2 separate regions of the Homo sapiens genome follow, and region 1 is linked to region 2. The links are chromatin contacts, found by Hi-C in ENCODE. All regions are on one chromosome and are shown on one strand. Each heading gives the region's core, a stretch centred on a gene start or an enhancer-like site at or near the end of the contact. The rest is flanking DNA. Distances are from core to core; before and after follow the strand shown.

Region 1 (2,862 bases), core at 358-2,857, 2.4 Mb before region 2:
ACTGCCTGAACTCCGCCTCCTGTCAGATTGGCAGCAGCATTAGATTCTCCTAGGAGGGTGAACCCTATTATGAACTGCACATGCAAGGGATCTAGGTTGCACTTCCTTGTGGAACAGTTTCATCCCAAAACTATCCTCTTCCCCACCCTCTGTGGAAAAAATTGTCTTCCACAAAACTGGTCCCTGGTGTCAAAGGTTGGCAACAAATAATCTAAAGTCTAGACTGTCTTTCTGGTAGCTACTTTAAAAAGGTAAATAAAAGCAATTACTAAATAAGCAACCCATATCCTATCTGAGAGCATCTTTTCTGGTCTCAAACAGATACAGAGAATCCCTTTAGAACTCACATTCTTGTGCTGACTGATTCTAGCAACCTGCTTTCTCTCAGGACCAGGGCCTGCACCCACCTTTCTGCCATCAGTGTGATATTCGGCAGATAGCCACAATTTAACCTGAAAAATCCCATCTTCCAAATTCATGTTCAGATTGTTTTATATCGATACTACTTTGAGAAGTAAAAAAATGGTTTTATTTAAAAACTAGGCCTAACATTTTTCAGAAACCACCTTACTCCTATAGAATGCTTAAACATTTTTTGAACATCTTTTACTTAATAATCCAAAATAGGCTGTGTCTTGAGCAGAAAAGATATATGTACCTCTACGTTTTGTTTGTATCACTTTCCTGTGGACCCCTAATTGGTTATGAAAGTGACTGTGTCACTCAGACATCTAAAGAGACTTAAGTGGAAGCAATAAATATTATGTGTATTTAAAAGAAGTTTAGAAAGGTGTCACATTTGATGCTCTATTTAAAAGGACATCCAACATGTCTTTAGAAGAACATCAGAAATGGAAAAGTGTTCCCATGGGCAAGAGTGAATTGATGGCATACCTAGACAGCATTCCAATGTTCAAAACTGACCCTTATCACAATCGACTTATTAGAATTTAATTCAAACAAAGCAAAGTGACGTAGTCAATTAAGCAAATTAATGTTAAGTAGCATATATGAAAGAGAGAATTTTGAAGTCCAGATTGAAGTAGAGTTGAAAGAAACTTTTGACCTAGAATTCATGGAGAATAGCTATTTTAGCCACCATCATCATTTTACACGTGAGGAAACCGAGAAAGGGAGGTTGATGATGTACCTAAAAGTTTCAAACTTTGGCTATGCCATTCTAGTCTAGAAGACTAGAATGCTGGAACTGTGGGCTGAGTTCTTCTCTCTTCAACTTTTATACTAAGTGTGCTTTGATGGTTTTATTGCTACTCTTATAAGAAAATGAAATTTATCCACACTGTGACCTGGAGGTGATGCTGAGGTAACTGGCTGTGAGCCATCACTTTGCAGGCCTGTTGAGTAGCATTTTCTAGGAGTGTGTTCTCACATTTGATAATTCACTTATATTCATTTCTCTCTCTCTGTCTCTGTCATAGTTTTTGTGAGTTCAGTTCTGAATATGCGGTAAATAATTTCCTTTCCAAGCAAATGTTTTTGTCTCCTTTCAAAGCTAGGTCAGTGGAAAGTCCAATCATGTGAGGAGAAACTAAAATATGTATGCAAGAGAAAGGGAGAAAAACTGAATGACGCAAGTTCTGATAAGATGTGTCCTCCAGATGAGGTAGGTAAAATCCCTATGTAAATTTTCTCAAGCAGTATTACAACTTCTTGGTTAGAAATGGTAGCTGAGACTTAAATAACTCAGACTTATAAAATAGAGGAAACTACTAGCTTCTGTTCATTTAAGTTAGAACAAGCCAGAAGGCAGTGAGTCATAGCATATTGGCCTTCTTACAGAAGCAGAAACTTGAAAATTTCTATAAATATTTGTAGAATTACTATCCTCAAGGCTGATGTCTTTACTTCCCCCACTAATATCAATATTCAAAAATAATTCATCCAGTGAATATTATACTCTTATGATGAGCCAGCCACCCATATGAGAAGTAACCCATACTTTTTGTCTGACACAGGCCCACAGTCTTGTGGAGGTTATCTGTGAAATTGCATCCCACCCTCATCACATGTATGATTTCAATAGCCATGTCCTCAATTTCCACAAGTTCTAAGACGTTATCAATGTAGCAGAAACATGCTTGCCAGACGGGACACCATCAAGTCTGGAAAAGAGTTTGACAATATTTTTCCTCTGACTTAGGGCTGGAAGAGACATGGAGAAACCTGTTACAAGATTTATGAGGATGAGGTCCCTTTTGGAACAAACTGCAATCTGACTATCACTAGCAGGTGTGACCATCAGTAAACTTGTACTCATAAACTTTCAACTCTGAATTCTTTTGCCAAACAGTCTTCCTAAGTAAAAGGTGCATCTTCAAATAGAGTCAATCATTGTGAAACACTTGCCAATTTGATTCTCCTTTTGTAGATTTGAGCAAGAATACCTAAATGATTTGATGAAAAAGTATGATAAATCTCTAAGAAAATACTTCTGGACTGGCCTGAGAGATGTAGATTCTTGTGGAGAGTATAACTGGGCAACTGTTGGTGGAAGAAGGCGGGCTGTAACCTTTTCCAACTGGAATTTTCTTGAGCCAGGTGAGTGTCTTAATCTTTGAAGTAGTAGTATACTGTGACTAGTGAAAGGCAGCACTCCTCCCAAAGATGTTCCTCACTTACTTTTGAAATGTGAGGGACATGATGATCTTCAGGATTGGAGTCTATCTATGGAACCATAAATAGAAGCAGTGGCTATGTCTTCCCTATTATGTCCTTGGGAATAATCCAATGAAAGAAATTCAAAAACTTAGTTCTCCCAAACCACCATCTAATGGCTCAGAGCTAGAAGCACCAGTGTGAGTTTTTAAAATCTTTTCCATGTAAATCTCAAATAGAATCTAG
Region 2 (2,922 bases), core at 114-2,613:
GAAGTAATGTGAACCTCAGTGCCTTTTCTGTTGAAGCAGTCTGTGTGCTAATTACTTGTGATAAAAGGGTGCTTACAAGATATCAACAAGAGTCCTTGGCTTGTTATCTGAAGATGGTTTCCTTTTCCAAAATGAGGGGGAAATGGTCTGGAAGACCTGGAGCTGACTATGTTTTATCAACATGAGTTGACTATGTAAATCCTATGTACAGCTTGTTTGCTGGTGATTTAAACCAGCGTTTAAAAGTCCTGGATAACGGTTGTCACAGAATTCTTGTAGGTGATTTTTTTCCTCTTTCAAGAACTTCATATAGAGTTAATTAGGAACTCTTCATGCCCTTATACAATTCAATTTAACGTATCACTAAGAACTTCAAGTATGTAATTTGTATAGCCCACTCTTCATATTCATTAAAATTCACATACACATTTGTTCATATTCACTGCACAGTGATGGAATCAGAGAGGTTTTGTTATTTAGTCACTCTCTTGGTTTATTTAATCTCACTGAGTTTATGCCAAAAGGGATTTAAAGTGGCTAAATTAATAAAATTCAACAAAGTATTCCTGACCACACAGCATTTCTCTATTTTTTGGAAGGTTTTTCCTTCTAAAAAATTGTGGAGGTAAAGAGTTTTCTTATATTTTGAGTAGGTGAAATCATCCTCAAGTTGAAGAAAAGAAAACAAAAATTTTTTCCTGAAATGCCAGAAATTTGCATGGGGTAAAACACCTGGTTCGTAAGAAAAAAAAAAATCAAGCCCAGACATCCTTACCAAGCTGAAACAATATTTCATGTTTCTAAGATACTTGGGTGAGTTAAACCAAACAGGAAGCAGCAACAGAAGTCCCTGAATCAGAGAGGAACTGATCATTACTCATTTGACTTTGCAAGCAGAATGATGACACCATTACCCTGAAATCTAAAAAACTTAAAATAACTCCTTGTCAATTATGAAAATACTTACGGTTATGGTCTTCTGTCACGTAATCTCATGGGCAATTTCAACTTCTCCCTATCCCTTAGACTACTCCAACCCTTCATACTTCTAGAACTAGATCATGTTTTTGCAAACTTTTTAGAACATGGAACACTTTGGGGGAGAAGAAGGCTGAATCACCCCACTCGATCTTTTAAGTGACTTAGCCCACCCTAAATAACTTGAATGCGAAACCTACACAGGAAAACAAGTGAAAAAATTGGTAATTCTTTTACATAATTGAGATAATGTCTAGTTTCTTAAAATACAGGGAGAAGCTAAACATTAGATGTCAAACTATCGTAAACACAATTTCCTCGGCCACCTATGGATGACAGTCATCTGTAATACACAGACAACTTGTCACGCCCAGTGAACACCCTGAAGAAGGAGAAGCAGAATGGGGAAGTGGGATGGAGGTTTTAATTTCATGGTCTTTTGTGTTTTGGAAAATGTAAGTCAATGTGGCATTTGCAGAAGTTATCACATTGTTACAGAGCCAAATTACACCTTCCCTTGCCATTGTATCTAAAATGCTGGCTCCTTTTTATTCTTTGATATAAGGAGAACAAAAGGTATTTCTCCTTAAAGTAACAGTCAAATTTTGCCACTTGGGGCCCTGTGTTCATATGCCATGCCAGTGCTCAGCAGCTCCAGGTTTCTTAGATATTTTTATTAATTTTTATTGAGTGCTTACTATTGTGTCAGGTAGTCCTACAGAACTTTAATTTCCACAAAAATCCTATGAGGTTGGCACTGTTTTTTACATAGATGTGAAACTGAGACACAGAGATAAAATGCAGCTTTTCCCAACAACTTGGTTGCCTACTGTTCTCAAGGGGTATCTAACGTGTAGTACTCATGGGGTGCCTATAGGACTTGTTTAGCCTTTTTTCTCTTATTTTACCATTATTTTGAAACTTTAAACTGTTTTTGAAGTTATGAAGTAAGTACGTGTATAAAACCAGGATTAGAACATACAAAGAGACAAATAAAAAGAAGTCTTCCTTCCCTAACAACCCAGGACTACTCCACAGAGGTAACTATTTTTAATTTTATGTATTAGAAATTTTCTATGCCTAAACTAGATATGCATATGCATACACATTCATTTTTATGTATGGATCAATTAAGGTACATGTGTCGTACCTTGACATGGTTGACGCATCTGTGAACATGCTTGTCTCCCTGAATTCACTGTAAATTCTGAAGTCATACTATGTGTACCATTCTGGTTATCTGCTGTTAAGTAACAAATGATCCCAACACTTAGTGGCTGAAATTAACATTTATTTTGCCCACAGACCTGCAGTTTGAACAGGTCTTTGCTGGAAAACCTCATCTTTGCTACACTCAAGATCAGCTGGGGTGGTGCAGGGATTAAGGGCTGGAATCATATGAAGGCTCAGTTGCTCACATGTGTGGTGTTTGATGCTGGCTTTCAGTTAAGTCCACAGGTGACCCTGCGGCTAGAACACCTTCACGTGGTCTTTCCATGGAGCTGCTTGGCTTTCTCAGAGTATGGTGGCTGGGTTCCCATCAGACGCCCATCAGAGCAGGGCCTGAACAACTGGTATCATTGATGTTGGCCCTCTGACGTTGAAACTAGGCCTGTAACACCAGCTGAGGTCTGCTGTTGAAGAACACATCTGAGCAAGCATAGCAAAGTAGGCTGTGCATATGAGAGATGTGGAGACAGGGTGGAAGGTCATACTCATGGATTTGTTTTGGAACTCATCCGGTTATGTCTTATTTTGTCTTTCTTATTCCTCTGTATTCTCTTCTGTAATGTCCTTCTTACTGTCACACTCAGTTTCCAAGTCAGCTCTCAGCCTCCTCCATTCCCTGGATATTGATACACTTGTTCTCTCCTGGCATCACATCACTTTAACTGATAGCCTGGAATCAGCCCAACCTGGCCCCTGGCAATACATCAATTCCCA

What was found. Hi-C counts contacts between places; a loop is a spot of excess contacts on that map. Pooled maps may share reads with other maps.
Region 1: a map of B cell shows a loop between it and region 2 (6-fold over the local background). The contact joins two enhancer-like sites. A Hi-C loop is called at or near these places in 1 of 168 maps with a recorded cell type or tissue (B cell), 2 of 37 single-sample maps with no recorded cell type and 5 of 50 pooled maps.

Annotation. Positions count from the first base shown.
Region 1 is chr2:159,878,021-159,880,882 of GRCh38, reverse strand. LY75-CD302 (LY75-CD302 readthrough) reads left to right here. Exons shown (of 38, transcript NM_001198760.1): 9 at 1,514-1,624; 10 at 2,162-2,250; 11 at 2,390-2,559. LY75 (lymphocyte antigen 75) reads left to right here. Exons shown (of 35, transcript NM_002349.4): 9 at 1,514-1,624; 10 at 2,162-2,250; 11 at 2,390-2,559. Among named protein-coding and RNA genes, the nearest start is that of LY75, 25 kb to the left of the region's middle. Within about 2 kb of position 1,607, at least 3 of the 41 ENCODE cell types and tissues checked have a DNase peak (open chromatin) inside an H3K27ac peak, as active enhancers do; they include B cell, where a contact is called at or near this core.
Region 2 is chr2:157,467,517-157,470,438 of GRCh38, reverse strand. The region is part of intron 3 of LOC105373712 (a long non-coding RNA gene); the gene reads left to right. Among named protein-coding and RNA genes, the nearest start is that of CYTIP, 25 kb to the right of the region's middle. RefSeq lists an enhancer at 1,079-1,298. Within about 2 kb of position 1,363, at least 8 of the 41 ENCODE cell types and tissues checked have a DNase peak (open chromatin) inside an H3K27ac peak, as active enhancers do; they include B cell, where a contact is called at or near this core.